Linked DNA regions of Homo sapiens: region 2 is linked to region 1. Evidence: read pairs that join two places in POLR2A ChIA-PET (ENCODE). Cell type or tissue: CD4-positive, alpha-beta T cell. All regions are shown on one strand. Each heading gives the region's core, and the rest is flanking DNA. Links, peaks and the distances in the headings are about the cores only. Region 1 overlaps RHOH (ras homolog family member H). Region 2 overlaps N4BP2 (NEDD4 binding protein 2).

Evidence for each region. Peaks named below come from ENCODE experiments on the same cell type or tissue, not always from the same donor. Only the 100,000 strongest peaks of a DNase experiment are listed, where the experiment ranks them.
Region 2: POLR2A ChIA-PET joins it to region 1 with 12 read pairs; 3 of 35 experiments call an interaction of 5 or more read pairs at or near these places.

Annotation. Positions count from the first base shown.
Region 1 is chr4:40,208,659-40,218,348 of GRCh38, reverse strand. The region is part of intron 1 of RHOH (ras homolog family member H); the gene reads right to left. Among named protein-coding and RNA genes, the nearest start is that of RHOH, 16 kb to the right of the region's middle. RefSeq lists an enhancer at 4,898-4,947. In CD4-positive, alpha-beta T cell, for the core only: no CTCF peak of the experiment used is centred there; a DNase peak (open chromatin) is centred at 4,108; H3K4me3 peaks cover 4,649 bases; H3K27ac peaks cover 7,187 bases.
Region 2 is chr4:40,126,617-40,136,306 of GRCh38, reverse strand. N4BP2 (NEDD4 binding protein 2) reads right to left here. Exons shown (of 18, transcript NM_018177.6): 13 at 4,388-4,506. Among named protein-coding and RNA genes, the nearest start is that of RHOH, 66 kb to the left of the region's middle. In CD4-positive, alpha-beta T cell, for the core only: no CTCF peak of the experiment used is centred there; no DNase peak of the experiment used is centred there.

The sequences.
Region 1 (9,690 bases), core at 716-8,715:
AGTTTAGAGTCCACTGGTCATTGTAGACAGAACGTGCATATAATAAATACCTGAGAGAGCTCTCGGAAGCTTGGAGAAACCACCAGCTCATCTGCAGACTCTCAGTAGCAGAACAACCACGTGGCCAAGGAGGCTGAGAGGCCTAGAGGTGAGTGTCCTTTGGACTCGATGAAATCCTTCCGTTCTCCAAAGCATCCTCGTGCTTTGCCGGACAAAAAGGCAGCCGTGGGTCATTATCACTCACTTGCCTCCCAAATGTTCATACCAAGGACAGAAGTTTTGTACCTTGTACAAAGCACTCCATACCTTAAAACAGTCAAATATCATGGACCAGATGTCCATCAGGAGAGCAACTGGTATATGCTCTAAACTGGAAAGGTGCTCCCTGACCATCTGCTCTTAGAAGGGTGATTTGTGGCTGTCACTAGGTTACCCACAGCTCCAATATGGAGTTGGACATCCATCTTTGACGCCACTCGAGTAGCACACACAGCTATTATCGACATGTTTGAAACCAGGAGGCATAATCCTAATTCCGTTTCTAGCAGCAGGGACTTTCAGAAAACACACTCCTTGTGGAATTAATTTGCCATTTCTATTTATTTTTGCCTTAATTTGTCTCTACTTCTAAAATACAAGTCAAGCTGCCACACAAAATAACTTGTATAAGGTGGGAGGAAGACAATATGCCTCTTTTATCATTGAATTCCTTACTATTGTAGAACAATATTTAATAATGTGGGGAAAAGTATGTGACAACATTGTTATATGGATCAAAGAAAGGCAAGTTCAAATCGGTATGTGCAACGTAATCCTGATTTTTTAGTAAAAATAGAGAGAGGAAAAAAGTAAGAAACTATACTAAGATTTTAACAATGCTCATACTGGTGCAATTACAAATTTTTTGTGTGTGCTTATCTATGTTTTCTGAGTTTCCTTCACAGACATATACCACTTCTATAACAAAAAAAAAGTAAAAATAAAATCGCATGATCCTTTGTAAAAGAAAATACAAACACATCCTGTCATTTCTTCCCGGGAAGAGGTAACATTTGCTAGTGTCACTGGATAGTCACTTTAAGAAAGTATGGCCCAGCAGGACTGGATCCTGGGTCAGGATTAACCCCTAACTGATGAAATTACTTGAACAACTCCAAGACCCCGACCCTCCTGCCACATCTGACAGAGGAGCAAGTCTCAGTAGGTCTGTAAGTTCCCTTCTCACTCATTCTAGAAGTCCTCAGAGCAGGTCTCTTTCACACACCACTCAAAACAATTTTTTAAATTTGTAATATTCCAGTGATTTGGACTGTGTCCAACCCATCCTGCTCAGCATGCTAGAAAGATTTCTAGGAGAACTAAGATCCTAGGAATATTGGTTTCTTGGATAATATCATTGGATTCCACTGTAATGACTTATGGGAACTTGTTTCCTTTCGTCATTGAGACCAGAATAGTCAAGTTAGTCAAAATCTGAAAGATCATCTTCTAATCCTGCCCCCAAATTTCAGTCATCTGATAACCATATTTGAACTATCATTTATGTGGTATGTTTTAAAAATCAACTCTAAGTGAACTCATATGGCCTTGTCCTAAGCAATTAAATAGATGAAATCATAGATTTGATTGTCACTTATAATTTTTTTCTGAAAACATTCAAAGAAACATATACCTACTAAAAACATTTTTTAAATGCTTGCCCTAAAAAGATCTTGTTTCCCACCATTGGTACACACATTGTGCTTGGGGAAATTTATATCCAATCCAATCCTCAAAGTTTTCAGAGAAACTGACACTTAGAGAAATAAACCTCTTGCCTAAAGAATCATATTTTTGTCAAAAGTCCTTATGTTTTTATTTTTTGTTTCTTTTTTTTTATTGAGATGGAGTCTCACTGTGTCGCCCAGGCTGGAGTGCAGTGGTGCGATCTCGGCTTACTGCCACCTCTGCCTCCCGGGTTGAAGCAATTCTCCTGCCTCAGCCTCTGGAGTAGCTGGGATTACAGGCACCTGCCACCACGCCCGGCTAGTTTTTGTATTTTTAATCGAGACGGGGTTTCACCATGTTGGCCAGGCTGGTCTCAAACTCCTGAGCTCAAGCAATTCACCCACCTCGGTCTCCCAAAGTTCTGGGATTACAAGCATGAGCCCCTGTGCATGGCCTAAAAACCATTTTCTTAAAAGTATCAAAGAGCTAAAAAAAAAAAAAAAAATAGCAACTGTCAGGCCAAAACCTAAGAATAAAGGAGAAGCCAGTGAGGTAAACAGCATTTGTCAGCTGAAAGAAATGGCGATGAAAAAGCGGAAAACGAGCTGCAGTTCCGATGGCTTCATGGGGCAAGGATGACAGAAGTCAAAGGTCAGAGTCCACCCAGGGTGGAAAAACTAATGGACCCCAATATATATATTTTACTTATTTGTTTGTTTTTTGATACAGAGTCTCGCTCTGTCACCCAGGCTGGACTGCAGTGGCGTGATTTTGGCTCACCACCCTCTCCACCTCCCAGGTTCAAGCGATTCTCATGCCTCAGTCTCCTGAGTAGCTGGGATTACAGGCATGCACCACCACACCAGGCTAATTTTTGCATTTTTAGTAGAGATGGGTGTTGGCCAGGCTGGTCTTGAACTCTTGACCTCAAGTGATCCACCCGCCTTGGCCTCCCAAAGTGCTGGGATTACAGGCGTGAGCCACTGCGTCCCACTTCCCAATACATATATTTTAGCCAGAACCCCAAAGGGTACACCATAAGGGTAAGGGTGAGTCAGAAGTAATTCCACCCCCTTCCCTATCCCAAGAAACTGGAGAGGGGCATTACCTTAGACTCTGTTTAGAGAAGGAAGGAAAGGAAGGAGGGAGCGAGGGAGGACCAGGAAAAGACACACAGTGCTTGAAAGATTGGAGTCCACCCAGGTAACTGGCATAAGTTTTCAAAACCCTCTCTGAAGAAATATTTTTATCCGAGGCCTTGGGAAACTCATACCAATCATTTTTCTATGGCAATGAAGAGCCCACAAAGACAGACCTTTTATTATCTTAAGGCATGCATTACTACCTAAAGCAAGAGGGACAAAAGGAGAAGAGAAATTGCGGTGGTGCTCAAAACTCATGGTCTCCTATTTCCCTCATTCTCAGGACTCCAGCTTGGCACCCACTCCTGATACCCCTGATGTCTCGTAAGAGGAACCTCGCTGGACATATGGTGTTGCAGTTTGAAAGAAAATGGGCAGCCTTACCGGGTAGTTTTTATCAAGATAATGAATTTGCCATGTTCTTGGCTTCACCTCTTACCCTCAGAAATCTGATTCCCTCAACTAACAAGAAAGTATATGACTTTACAGTCACAAGATTTGCTTATATATCGGATGCCAATTCATTTGCTGACCATGAGAAACGCAGCTCTCGTCAGGACTAGAATACCATCAACACAGCCTGTGTATTCTTTCCCCACGGGGAGAGCCATTGGAAAGCCAAGCTATGACACCAAGACATTCCCTGGTCAACAGGGACTCAGAGTGGAAGGAGGTGACTGAATGATCCAAGAATATGCATTAGCCTAAGCCTTACCCTCTCCCCCATGGTCTTATCCATGGGATCAAAACTGGGGAAGTCCATTAGCCAAGGTTCTCTCTCCACTGATAATGCATGGATGGGCACTGCCAGAATATGATTCTCAAACATGCCTGTTTTCCATGGATGACTAACTCCCAACTTTCTGATTAGTATCTCTTCATATGAATCCAACTTCTCCAGAGGACTCTAATCCTCTTCATGTAGTAGGCTTCCCTAGGCTTGCCTTGGTAGCCCCAAGCCTACCTGAAATTACTTTCAAGAGACAATTGTAACTCAGAGGCTGAGGTGGGAGGATCGCTTGAGGCCAGGAGTCTGAGACCAGTCTGGGCAATATAGTAAAACTCTGTCTCTAAAAAATAAAAAAGAGACAACAAAGAAATACAAAAGAGCCCACCCCAGGACGTAAGCATTAGCTAACCTTCTGAAATCTCATAACCCCAAAGTGAATTGAAATGTACCAGAGGGTAATCCCCAAACACCATCTACCTTTCTCTAACCACCTCGCCACCTGTGCATGATGCCCATATCTTGTAACCTTCTCGTATACTGTGCAAACATTCATCAGAAAGCTTCCTTCCGCCCCGCCTTCCCCAAAGTGCCACCCGTACCACCATCTGCGAACCAAATAGCAAAGGAGGAGATTAAGGAACCTGCATCACATCAAGCAAGTCTTCACAGTACTGTATGCTTCATGCATTTAAGCTTTTAAAATAAAGGAACTAGGCCAGGCACAGTGGCTCACACCTGTAATCCCAACACTTTGGGAAGCTGAGGCGGGCAGATCACTTGAGCACAGGAGTTTGAGAGCAGTCTGGCCAACATGGTGAAACCCTGTCTCCACTAAAAATACAAAAATTAGCCGGGCGTGGTGGCACACACCTGTAATCCCAGCTACTCAGGAGGCTGAGCAGGAGAATCACTTAAACCTGGGAGGCGGAAGTTGCAGTGACTGGGGATCATGCCACTGCACTCCAGCCTGGGAGACAGAGCAAGACTCTATCTCAACAAAAAAGAAAAATTTTTAAAAAGGAACTAGAAGAAGGAAAATTACAATGGAGAGGCTCAGGAGCAGCGGTCTAGGGCAGCTGTCCTCAGATGACCCATCTGAGTGCAATCGCTACCCAGGTACCATCTGGAATTTTTGCCTCCACTCCTCTCTCACCAGAGCGATTCTTTGGTAACTAGGAACTATGCCCTCACATCTGTTGTTATTAGTTGTCTTAACCAGACCCTAACAAGGATTTTTTTTAGAGAATTTTTGTTTTGTTTTGTATGAAGAAATCTTACTAAATCTGACTAAAATTAAATTTTAAAACCTCCCAGAAGACTCTTCCGTGTTCCATTTCCCATGAGGCTTTACAAACCTGGCCCAAGATGGGTGTGTGTGTGAGAGAGAGAGAGAGAGAAAAAAAAAAAAAGAGAAACGAGAGAGAGAGAGAGAGAAGTCAGGAACTAGAAGAGTGAGACCCACACTTGCCATTTTTCTAAAACAAGGTTCAAGGCAACTTTCACTATCATAGTTAGCTACCCATGGGTAAACTGTGTCTCCTCTTTTTTGCACCGTTGTTCACATAATGATACAGAGGGTTTTGTTTTTGTACCACACAAAAAGTCTGTTTTCCCTTCTCCCTCTTTTAATGATATTCTCCTGGCTGAATTCTAGTGTCTTCCCAACCATGAGTCATCTCTGCTATTCCTGCATAAAGTAGAGTGTTCTGGGCCTCTCACTTCTAAGAAGGACTATAGTTTAGAAAAATCTGATAAGATGATAAGATCCCCACAGCACACGTCTCGCTCTGAGATTATTAGGGACTCAGTTTAGGGGAACCTTCCCTATAGGGAGATGGCAAAGGAAGCAGTTCCCCAATCTATCAGCAGTGGCTGCCATCCACATGATAAGGATCCCCTGCAAGGAAGTCTGACCCTGGGGGTTTCAGCCAGCTGGCACGGCCAGCATCCAACAAGTCCCCATCAGGGAGCATCTTACCAGAAGGTCCCTGCTTACATGGAGTGAATCAAGGGTGATAAAAAGTCCTCTCCCTACCAAATATATCTTCCATCCTTGGAGCAGCCCTTTCTCTTGAGGTTTGGTACTTTGTTGAAATGCAAATATCCCTGAAAGGTAAAGACTTTTTTTTACCATTAGCATGTTTACACAAATGTGCATCCAGTCCCATTCTTTCCTCAAAGCCAGTTTTGATTGGAGGAGAAGGAAGTTTTTTAAAAAATCACCTATATACAAAAGAGAGGTGAGGATCAGAAGATATATCTTCCTGGGCATTAATCCTATTCTCTCGCCCATTCCCAGCTAAGTGCAAGCCCTCGTTGACTTCAAATAGCACCGGTAGCCCACCAGTTTTCCATGTCATCTGTGGATTATCTGAAGTGACATTAATCTGAACTCTCAACAATATCAATCATGCAATAATTCCTCAAACGTGTTGCACTCTGACGATAGGCTGGCAATATTCTAGATTTTGCACAGAGGACAAAGGAAACTGAGGAAGTCTAATCCATCCCAAGGTCAAGTGTCCAATGTATGGATGAAGATTGCCTAGGTTCATAATATTGATCATAACGAAGATGTTAAGGAAGGATTTGGCAGTTAATTCGCTTCATTTGCTATCCACCCTACAGTCCTAGGAAGTATCTGTATTCATAATTTATAAAGCAGTTGAGGCCCAGGGTAGTGAAGTCAGGGCAGCCTCCAAATTTAATCATCTAAATCATTATGTACCCTGGGAGTTGTTTACAATGTTTTCCTGGGAAGATGTATTTTTAAAGCATCGGATGACTCAGAAGCATAGTCCAGCTGGAGGAATACTGTTAGACAGCTCGGGGCAGCTTTCTCAGACAGCTTTTCATTTGACCATCACAATTCGAGAAGGAAGGATTTTGACATTATAATTCCCATTTTACAACTGAAGCAGCTTAGGCACAGAAAAAACAATCCAGCTAAAAAGTAAAACAAAACAAAACAAATCTTCTCTCTTTTTCCATTTTATTTCCTTTTCATCTCTTACAAACAAACTAACGGAACTATCAGAACTAATTATCTCATGCACAATCATTTATGACTCCACTGTTTGCAAAACCTCTTTTGGTCTTTGTACCATCCACATAAGAGCAATCAAACAGCTCGCTAAAAATCCTGTGAAACTACCCCCAAGACATCACCTATGACGCTTAAATGTCTTCCTGCATCACTTCATTTTTGCCATTAAAAATAATCAACATTACACTTTGGGAGGCCGAGGCAGGCGGATCACTTGAGGCCGGGAGTTCAAGACCAGCCTGGCCAACATAGTGAAAGCCCGTCTCTGCTAAAAATACAACAACAAAAAAATTAGCCAGGCATGGTGGTACACGTCTGTAATCCCAGCTACTTGTGAGGCTGAGGCACAAGAATCTCTTGAGCCCAGGAGGCAGAGGTTGCAGTGAGCTGAGATTGCACCACTGCACTCTGGCCTCGGTGAGAAAGAGAGAGGCTGTCTCAAAATAAATAAATAAATAAAATTTAAAAAAAATAGAAATAAAGTATATGTTAAATAAAATGTTGTTTGTTCCATTCAACTTACAAAACATACCTCTTGAGGGACTAGTGTGCTAATATACAAAGATATACATCGAAATAAGACACAGTTCCCACTTTTAAGATGTTTACAGTACAATGAGAGAAGACCAACAACAATTACAACATAAAGTAAGCTGTTCATTAATTTAATGTATGACATTCTCTACGGCACGCATTGTTAGTTTGCCACTCCATACCTGTGCCTCTCTTTGTCATCAGTAATAGATAATACGTAAGCTTCAGGCAATGGATCATGTTTGGTCTAGCCCAGTATTTCTCAACTTTTTTTCAACATCATCTCCCTAAGAGCATTTTTAGACGCTTTTTTCCTAATTGCCCCATGCATGAAATTTTAATACCATAGACAAATTATATGTCTGCATATATGCTGTATGTATAACTGTGCTTTATACATATAGAGTGGGATATTTTTCCTGCCTTTTCCCTCCCACAAAAGCAATATCCTTCCCTTAAGGGATGATATCAACAGCACCACCCCATCTACGCCCCACCACAACCCTCACCCTATTCTCCACCATGTTCCCCACACCCACCCACCCTGCCTGTTAGGAATGTATGCTCTAAGGGAATTGTTAATAATAAGTCTATTTCCTGTTTCCCACCTTCACGGCAGCTGGAGTGGCTGTGTAACCTAGTTCTACCAATGACACGGAAGCTGATATCTGGGAGGCCTCCGGGAAAATTCTTGGTTTCCTGGAAAATGAGACAACCACTGCCAACTCATCCTCCTTTCCACCCCAACCTTCCCGTGCGTCTTGAATGGAGTACATGGCTAGAAGCTGCAGCAATCATCGTGCAGCCATGACAAAAGACAACAAAATGGCAGGCAGTCTTATTGAGCCATTGGCCCAGGGCCGGAAACGCAGACCTCCGAATTCCTGTTACGTGGAGAAATGAATCCTGGTTGCTTTAAGTCCCCGTTGGTAGGTATTGTATCACTTTCAATTACACAATTGTTATACAAAGCATTGTTCATTGATCAGCTGGGTTCATTACAAGCAATAGCTGTCCTCTTATGATCATGAATTATTGTTAAACCAAGCCGGAAAGAAACACAGAAACACACACACACACACACACACACACACACACACGCACACAATGTAATCAGGAATATTACACAAATCAGACACGAGATTTCACTCCGTTTAAGAGGAAAAGTCTTTTTCACTAAACGAATCAACTTTTCAAAGAGTTATATGATATTCCAACTAATATTTGGCATTTTGAATTAACAAACTTTTAGATATTTGGTATTACTGTGTAGAGAAATGGCCATGAAAAGATACAAGGTAATTTTCCTTTATTTTCCTACTTTACACAGAATGAATATATTTATGATTTACCTAGAAGATATGTCTTTCAAAATATTTGAAAGTCAATTCTTTTCTAATTGAATATTTAAGATGCATAAGGAAAATGTGCTTCTTAAAGGATCTCTTGACTGGGCGCCATGGCTCAGGCCTGTAATCCCAGCACTTTGGGAGGCCGAGGTGGGTGAATATGCTTGAAGAATTCAAGACCAGTCTGGGCAACATGGTGAAACCCCATCTCTACAAAAAAATACAAAACTTAGCCGGCATGGTGGTGCATTCCTGTAGTCCCAGCAATTCGGGAGGCTGAGGTGGGAGAATCACCTGACCCCAGGAGGTGGAAGGTGCAGTGAGCCATCATCATGCCACTGCACTCTAGCCTGGGCAACAGAGTGACATCCTGTCTCACTAAAAGAAAAAAGAAAAAAAAATCTCTTTGGGAACCTTTTTACAGGTTAAAATGTAGAAATAATCGTCTGTATTCATCACTTGAATATTTTATATTTTGCTTAAAGCCTGATACTAGCTAATGCTAATTATCTCATATTTTAAAAACAGAAACCACTCACAAACTTAACTGATAATTCCAACATCTCTCACTAAAAGTCGTTTTCTATGCTTTGAGAAACTCAAAATCCCTCTAAATCTAAAGAGCCTCTAAATTTTATTAGATACAATTTAATTATAGACTTAGGGCTTTCAAAGCATTAGGTTTCTTTCAAAATGTCAGAAAAAACTCTCATGTCAGAATCATTTTAACTAATTTCTTTATTAACCTCACACCAAAAACTGACATTCTGTTAATAAGGATTATTGGCCTTTTTTATATACAAACAATATATGCTACTTATAAAAAAGACAGGAAAAAATGAAAAACATTTTAAATCATGTAATCTTATCACACACTAGATAATTTCTAACATATTTATTTACCTCCATATTCTGAATTCATGTATAAGAATACATATATAGGCCTTTTTATATTATAAATACAAATATTATATGTATATATTTTTTGAGACAGGGTCTCACTTTGTCACCTTTATCACCTTATACATTTCTGTTGGGCATTTTAAGTTGTTTCTTGGTTTCTCTATTATTAGCAGACACCATTGTGTTGAGAAGTCTTGCTTTTATAATAAAACACCTTGCGTTGTTGTCTTAGGAATAATTCTTAAACATGGTCAAAGACTATGAACAATTTAAAGCTGA
Region 2 (9,690 bases), core at 764-8,763, 82 kb after region 1:
AACAAATCTTTCTTTCATTTTATCACCTATTCTTCTTAAATCCTTTGTTGGATTTATATGTGGTTTCCTTCAAACATCAAACACAGACAATAGACCTTTAAGCTGACATTTTTATTGTGTCAAATTCTACATTTACTTTTACCATGGGATTTTAGTCAAATTCTAAGCAGGGATACAGAAAAGAAAAACTTAAGCACTACCCTACCTCTCATCCCTGCATTATTCAGTCATATCTTGACGGTGATACTATATTATCTGTAGAATGAAATTCTACAAATCAACAAATGTCTGACACACTCACGTTCCAATATCTAAAGAAAATCATTCAAAAAAATTATATGCTGCTCAGTATTTCACACTATTTATGTCTCTCACCTCTTCCATTGGCCAGATACTGAGGAACTGACCATATACGAATATTTTTTGAAATCTGGTTAACTAGGCAGACATGGTGGCTCACGCCTGTAATCCCAACACTTTGGGAGGCCGAGGCAGGTGGATCACCTGAGGTCAGGAGTTCAAGATCAGCCTGGCCAACATGGTGAAACCCTGTCTCTACTAAAAATACAAAAATAAATTAGCCGGGCATGGTGGCGGGCGCCTGTAATCCCAACTACTTGGGAGGCTGAGACAGGAGAATTGCCTGAACTCAGGAGGCAGAGGTTGCAGTGAGCCGAGATGGTGCCACTGCACTCCAGCCTGAACAACAAGAGCAAACTCTGTGAAAGAAAGAAAAGAAAGAAAGAAAGACTGTAAACTAGTTCAACCACTGTGGAAGTCAGTGTGGCGATTCCTCAGGGATCTAGAACTAGGAATACCATTTGACCCAGCCATCCCATTACTGGGTATATACCCAAAGGACTATAAATCATGCTGCTATAAAGACACATGCACACGTATGTTTATTGCAGCACTATTCACAATAGCAAAGACTTGGAACCAACCCAAATGTCCAACAATGATAGACTGGATTAAGAAAATGTGGCACATATACACCATGGAATACTATGCAGCCATCAAAAATGATGAGTTCATGTCCTTTGTAGGGACATGGATGAAATTGGAAATCATCATTCTCAGTAAACTATCGCAAGAACAAAAAACCAAACACCGTATATTCTCACTCATAGGTGGGAATTGAACAATAAGAACACATGGACACAGGAAGGGGAACATCACACTCTGGGGACTCTTGTGGGGTGGGGGGAGGGGGGAGGGATAGCATTGGGAGATATACCTAATGCTAGATGACAAGTTAGTGGGTGCAGCACACCAGCATGTCACATGTATACATATGTAACTAACCTGCACATTGTGCACATGTACCCTAAAACTTAAAGTATAATAATAAAAAATAAAATAAAATAAAATAAAAAAGAAAGAAAGAGAGAGAGAGAGAGAGAAAGGAAGGAAGGAAGGGAGGAAGGAAGAAAGAGAGAAAGAAAGAAAGAAGCAAGAAAGCAAAAGGGAAAGAAATTTGGTAAACTAATTATCCAAAATAATGTGGTATTTTGCTATTCTTCAATTTATTAAAGACAACCCTTGAAAGGAAGCCATGTGCAACTACCAGTTCCACTTCCCCTCTCATCTTGCTGCCTCAGATATGCTCAACACAAAGGATATCAGTATTAGGGGCTGGATGCTACCAACAATTATCCACATCCTTTCTAGGCCTTAAAATCACTCACCTGCTGGAAGTCAGTCTCCAGCCCTGATGTTGTTTGAGGCAAACAGCCCTAGAAGATTACACCTCAAGCACATACTGTAGTAACTGAGCTCACCTACCCTTCTTACCAGGATGAAGCTGAACCTACTGCTAGCTGAGAGAATCAGCCAGCCGTTGGCAGACAAATGGAGGCAATCAGCCACCTAACATGAGGGCCCTGGCTGACCAATCACTGACCATCCCCAGAAGGACACACCCAGCCCCCTCCTTTGCCTGGGGAAGCACAACTCTGAGCTATTTCACCTCAGGCCTCTTGCTCTAGGTACTCATAGAACAGGAGTGGCCATATGCTAGCATCAACCTCTGGCATCTGGGAGATTTTAACACAAAACTCTCAGAAAATAGCAAGTTAGGTAGCAAAAATAAATAAGAAAATTAGGGATTGGAATACTACTTTTAAAGATTTGATTTAGGTGACATATTTAGAACTCTGCACACTCAGCAGAGAATAAATATTCTTAAGTACAGACTGGGCTGGGCACGGTGGTTCACACCTGTAATCCCAGAACTTTGGGAGGCCAATAGGGGAAGAATCCCTTGAGCTCAGGAGTTCAAGACCAGCCTGGGCAACATGGTGAAACTCCATCTCTACAAAAAATATACAAAAACTAGCCAGGCGTGGTGGCACGTGTCTATAGTCCCAGCTACTTGGGAGGCAGAGGTGGGAGGATCACTTGAGCTTAGGAGGTCAAGGCTGCAATGAGCCAAGATCGTGCCACTGCACTCCAGCCTGGGCAACAGCAAGATCCTGTCTCACACAAACACACACACACAAAAAAGTATATGTTGACTACTCCTCATCTGAAACACTTGGAATCAGAAGTGGCTGAGATTTCAGATCTTTCCAAATTTTGGAATATCTGTATATACATAATGAGGTATCTTGGGAATGGGGTCCAAGTCTAAACATAAAATTCACTCATGTTTTTATATGCCTTAAAAATTGGCCAGGGGAGGTGGCTCACGCCTGTAATCCCAGCACTTTGGGAGGCCAAGGTGGGTGGATCAGCTGAGGTCAGGAGTTCGAGACCAGCCTGGCCAACATAGTGAAACCTTGTCTCTACTAAAAATACAAAAATTAGCCAGGCGTAGTGGTGTGCGCCTGTAATCCCTGCTACTTAGGAGGCTGAGGCAGGAGAATCACTTGAACCCGGGAGGCGGAGGCTGCAGTGAGCCACGATGGTGCCACTGCACTCCAGCCTGGGAGACAAAGTGAGACTCTGTTTCAAAAAAAAGGAGAAAGAAATTCCAGGGTAAACAGAAAATCAAACTAAAATTTGAGATTTAGAAAATAATGAAAATTAAAATATGTATCAAAATCAAAACATATAGAGAAAAATTCATACCTTAAATGTATGTTATTAAAGACTGAAAGGAAATAAACTAACCAGAGTTGAAAATATACTAACAAATTTTAAGAGAAAGATATCAGTAAAAAATAAATGATAAGACAGCATAAAATAGACTTTGACCAATAAACCAAGATTCTCTCTCTGAGAAGGTACAAGCCCAGAACCTTCAAGGTACTAAGTTCTTTAAACTTTCCACAGCAGAGGGAAAAATGGCGGGCTGCCAGTTTATTTTATTAAGCCTGACACCAAATAAAACACTGAAACCAAAATCTGACAAAAATAGCCCAGGAACAGAAAAAAAAAAATCACAGACCAACACCATTTCATTACTATTGTAAAAATACCAATGAATTAGTAAATCAATTCCTACCTGCATTAAAGGAAAAAAAAAAAATCTGAAAGTAAAGTAGGTTTTATTCCAGAAATCCATTATTGTGATTGATATGAAATATATTAATAAACTAAAGATCAAAATCTATATTAGATTCTCAAAAGATTCTCAAAAAGTACCTATTTAAAACAAGCTCTTGTGAAGAATTTAAGAAAAATACATGATCAAAAGTATGTATTTTTCAAACCAGAGCATTCCTGATATACCTAACATAACACTACAATAATTAAAACAACACGGTGGCAACTCAGGATCTAACAAATAGCTCAATGGAATTAAAGTCCTTAAAATATATATTTGGAGATGTAGAATTACTGGTTATGTTTTATATAAGTGGGCAAAGATGATCCATTCATTTGGTTAGTCATTTGGAAAGACAAGTTAAATCTCTAGCTCATTTATAAATCTCTACCTCATACCACATACATAAAAAGGTAGACATTTAAAATAATAAAGAAAAATTTTTATAATATTAGGACATAACAGACTCCCTAAATAAAACATAAAACTCAGAAACAATAATGGTAAAGATTTTCTGTCCTGTAACCAATCTCCCAGATACTGAAGGACAACTGTATTTTGAGACACAGAGAGAGAGACCATGTTTACATAACTTATATTACAATATATTGTTATAATTGTTCTATTTTATTGTTAGTTATAGTTGTTAATTTTTTACTGTGCCTAATTTGTAAATCAATTCTTATTTATAGGAAAAAAACATAGTATATAGAGGGTATATAGAGGGTTTAGCTATATTCGTGGTTTCATGCACCCACTGTGGGTCTTGGAATAATACCCACAGATTAGGAGAGACTACTGTAGACTTACATTATTTTTGTTATCAGAAAAATAAACATGGCATATGCTTTCAGTGACATCAGAGTAGAAACTACAGACAATCCTTCTAGCACTCACTTGTGGTCCTTGAAAATGTCCACCAGAAAATTTTGGTTAATGGCTGGAAATATCTTAAAGAGCTGCTTCTCCTTTAGTTTAGTGGCACAATCTTTTTCAAACATAAGGGTCTCCCTTTTCTAAAACAAAAACATAAAAATCATGTTCAAGATGAAATGTGTAATACTAGAAACACTGACCAAAGGCATGGTTAACTTGTTGCAAAACTACTGATGATTTAAAAGCAATCACAGACTTTCTTTACGGATTAAAGGCTGAAATTAGTAATACGAGTACTCTTGCACTATTTATTTATATCTCATTTTTTGCAAAGTATTTGAAGTTGCTTATAAATATACACACACACACACAATCACATGTATACATGTATGTGTGGGCATCTGTATGTAAATATATATACACATACTGTCACACATGCATATCCAACACATTGAATCATTAAAAGGATGAAGATATAGAGGCATATATATACATACACACACATAAACAGGATAAAAATAAATGAAGTCAGAGAAAATAAAGATAAAATATAAGCTAAGGCTAGCAGTATTAGTATATAAATGCATGCCACAAAATCCTGTACAATTGCTACAAGTAGGCCACAAATTTAGTTCTGAGACTCTTAGTGGCCAAAGCAAAGGGGAAAACAAAGATTCTCAGTGTCCATAAAATAAAAACAAACCAGTTGCTCAGAAGTACAGCTTTTTCTGGTACTGAGACCTGAGAGAAATTTCCCCATGGGTCCTCATAAAAGTGACACTGTGTGATGCTGTGAACATCGTCCTCAAAACATATTCTCCTCAATGGGCAGAAACTACAGTGTACAAACAAGCTGCAAATTCAGATTGACAGAAATCTTGGAATTCACAATTTTTTTTTTTCAGTTTTTCACAAATATATTTACTCCAAAATAACTGTATAAGAATTATATTATTACTCACATTTCATATTTGGATCTGCTCTAAACTGTCAGACAAAAAGAACTTTCCTAAAAATATGCTATTTTAATTCTAACCTAAGATGATAATAAATATTCTTAAACATTGTGATATAACAAAATAATTTTGTTTGCTACAAAAATGCTGATGTCTGAAAAATAACTTCCTATACAGTTTCAAAGGCAATAAAATGACTGAAAATTCCTAAATTTAAAAATTACAATAGCTGAGGTAGGAGGATTCCTTGAACCCAAGAGTTCAAGACCAACCTGGCAACACAGCAAGACCCTATCTCTACATAAAATTGTTTTTTAAAAGCTGGCCAGGTGTGATGGCAAGAGTCCCAGCTGAGGTGGGAGGATGGCTTGAGCCCAGGAGGTCAAGGCTAGAGTGAGCTCAGATGAAGTCACTGCACTCCAGGCTGGACAACAGAGTGATACCCTATATCAAAAATAAATAAACAAAATAATCTGGGAAAATGCTAGAATTGTTATTTATTTTAAAGCTTAACCATACTTAGGCCATTTATAACACCAAACAGCAATAAAAGAGGAACCACAAGAGGTAACAATATGACTAAAAAGGAGTGATAAAGCTGAACATACAACAAGAGTGATGGAAACAAGCTACCTGAAGAATTTAAAATATTTCTGGCTGGGTGCAGTGGCTCATGTCTATAATCCTAGCACTTTGGAAGGCCAAGGTGGGCAGATCGCTTGAGCCCAGGAGTTCGAGACCAGCCTGGGCAACATGGCAAAACCCCATCTATACTAAAAATATATTTTATTTTTGGCCAGGTGTGGTGATGTGCGCTTCTGGTCCCAGCTACTTGAGGGGCTGAGGTGACAGAATTGCTTGAGCCCAGGAGATTGCGCCACTGCACATTCCAGCATGGGCAACACAGTGAAACCCAGCCTCAAAAAAAAATAAATTAAAATATTTCACATTTTACTTAAGATATGCATGTAATCTAAACTTACTAAAAAATTCAATCATCAGATTTTCTACCAATCTATCGGGTCAAAGTTTCTAAACTATAAATTCTGAGGTTTCATCAATGAACTAAAACCTTGTAACCTTAATCATCTTAAAATTAATTATTCTATTCATATATTATGTCTAAAGTTATATTTTTTGCTTTAAAAAATATATACAAAGTATATTTCTCCTTTGGGGACAAAGAGTGAGGACAGCATCAGGAAATTATCTGGCTGAGTGCAGTGTCATTTACACTTACAATCCCAGCACTTTGAGAGGCCAAGGTAGAAGGACTGCTTGAAGCCAGGAGTTCGAGACCAGCCTGGGCAACACTGCAAGACCTCATCTCTATTCGAGAAAAAAAAGAAAGAAAAAAATTATCTTTCTCAGGCTGCATGTGAAGGTAAAGGTGGGTATCCTTGGGACAAAGCCAACCAGCTTCTATTATATTACCCAATCTACAGAAAAACAAGAAAAGGCCAGGTGTGGTAGCTCATACCTATAATCCTAGCACTTTGGGAGGCCGAGGCAGGTGAATTGCTTGAGCTCAGGAGTTTGAGACCAGCCTGGCCAACATGGTGAAACCCCATCTCTTCTAAAAATACAAAAATTAGCAGGGCGTGGTAGCAGACACCTGTAATTCCTGCTACTTGGGAGGCTGAGGCAGGAGAATCGCTTGAACCTGGGAAGTGGAGGTTGCAGTGAGCCGAGACTGTGCCACTGCACTCCAGCCTGGGCAACACAGCGAGACTCTGTCTCAAAAAAAACAAAACAAAACAAAATAAAAACTAGCAGGGCATCGTGACTCACACCTGTAGTCCCAGCTACTTGGGAGGCTGAAGTGGGAGGATGGCTTGAGCCCAAAAGGCAAAGGTGCAGTGAGCTGAGATGGTGCCACCGCACTCCAGCCTGTAACAAAGCCAGACTGTGTCTCAAAAAAAAGAAAAGAAAAAGAAAAACAAGCAAAAATCACTGATAGCAAAAAAAAGGAGTAAGTTGTGAAGTCAAAAGATGCTCATTTGTTCACCTATTACATCAAGATATTAAAGGGAGGGTAGAACTGTAAAGACAAGTTTTAATAGTGGAAAATGGCATTTCAATAGAAAGTATCACACCATTTAAGCCTAAGTGTTAGAGTTTCCTTATTTTATTTATTTATTTTTTTTTTAAAGAAAATCCATTGCTGGCTGGGTGCTGTGGCTCATGCCTGTAATCCCAACACTTTGGGAAGCCGAATCACTTGAGGTCAGGAGTTCAAGACCAGCCTGGCCAACATGGTGAAACCCTGTCTCTACTAAAATTACAAAAATTAGCTGGGTATGGTGGCGCATGCCTGTAATCCCAGCTACTTGGGAAGCTGAGGCAGGAGAATCACTCGAACCCAGGAGGTGGAGGTTGCAGTGTGCCAAGAACGCACCACTGCACTCCAGCCTGGGTGACAGAACGAGACTCAAAAAAAAAAAACAGAAAGAAGAAAGAAAATTCATTGCCTCAAATTAATACATATATTAATTGAAGAGGCTATTTGACAGGACACTAAAATTTTAAGATCTACTGAAGAGGTTATTCCTTGGATTGCGTTAGGATACAAAGATGGGAATGGCAGTATATTTCTAATTTAGTTAACCAAGATAAATTTAAAAAATAAATATGAAGGTAGAGCAATCCCTATGCCTTAACTGGATGTATTACAGCCAAATATAAAGGTGCTCCTTTGTGCAGTCAAACGAATAAGAAAGTGTTAAAATGTTTTAAGAACACCATCTAAGAATTATTCTTTTCCCTTGAGAATTAGACTAAATAACCTCTAAGATGTTTTCCCTTTTGACCTGGAATTCTTTAATACTAATTTTCAGAATTCCAGAAAAGAGTAAGACGAAATCCAAACGAAATCTACTGCAAGTATGGCTTCATATATTTAGATATTTTGAAATAAAGACCAAAAATAAAATTCAAAGTGAAGCTTCTATTTGAAAAGGAAGAGTAATTTTTTTAATTCAAACTCATAAGTTTCTAAAATTTTTCTCTAAAATATTTTGTTTTGGCCAGGAATGGCGGCTCACGCCTGTAATCCCAGCACTCTGGGAGGCCGAGGCAGGTGGATCACAAGGTCAGGAGATCAAGACCATCCTGGCTAACACGGTGAAACCCCGTCTCTACTAAAAAATACAAAAAATTAGCCGGGCGCGGTGGCAGGCACCTGTAGTTCCAGATACTCAGGAGGCTGAAGCAGGAGAATGGCATGAACCCGGGAGACGGAGCATGCAGCGAGCCAAGATCGCACCACTGCACTCCAGCCTGGGCGACAGAGCGAGACTCCATCTCAAAAAAATATATATATATATTTTCTCAGAGATAGACATCTTTAATAGTAAGATAGACATTTCTTATTACTAATATATATAATTATCTTTAAATAAGATTTCCTTCATGTTTTTATAGAAATAAAAAAATAGAGGTAAATATTAAAAGCTGAAAAAGATGCAGCTGGCTGGGCATGGTGGTTCATGTTGATAATCCCAGCACTTTGGGAAGCTGAGGCAGGAGGATCACTTGAGCCCAGGAGTGTAAGACCAGCTTGGGCAACATGGCAAGACCCCATCTCTACAAAAAATAAAAGTAGCCAGGCATGGTGGCACATGCCTGTGGTTCCACCTACTTGGGAGTCTAAGACAGGAGGCTCACTTAAACCCAGGAGGTTGAGGCTGCAGTGAGCCTTATTGTACCATTGCACTCCAGCCTGGGCAACAGAGCAAGACCCTGTTTCAAACAAATAAAATTAAAAAAAAGAAAAAAAGAAGAAGAAGATGCAGCCGGTCAGGCACAGTGGCTCATGCCTTTAATTCCAGCATTTTGGGAGGGCAAGGCAGGTGAATCACTGACCCCAGAACTCGAGACCAGCCTGGGCAACATGGCAAAACTGTCTCTATAATAAATTCAAAAATTCGTGGGCATGGTGGCTCATGCATGTAATCCCAGCACTTTAGGAGGCTAAGGCAGGTGGCTCACTTGAGGTCAGGAGTTTGAGACCAGCCTGGCCAACATGGTGAAACCCTGTCTCTACTAAAATTACTAAAAATTAGCCAGGCATGGTGGCACACATCTGTTGTCCCTGATTCTTGGGAGGCTGAGGCAGGAGAATCGTTTGAACCCGAAAGATGGAGGTTGCAGTGAGCCAAGATTACACCACTGTACTCCAGCCTGGGCAACAGAGCGAGACTCCATCTCCAAAAATAAAATAAAAATACCCAGGCATGGTAGTCCCTGTTACTCAGGAGGCTGAGGTGGGAGGATCACTTGAGCCCTGGAGGTCAAGGCTTCCATGAGCTGTGATCACGCCACTGTAGTCTAGTGTGGGCAACAGAGCCAAGACGATGTATCAAGAAA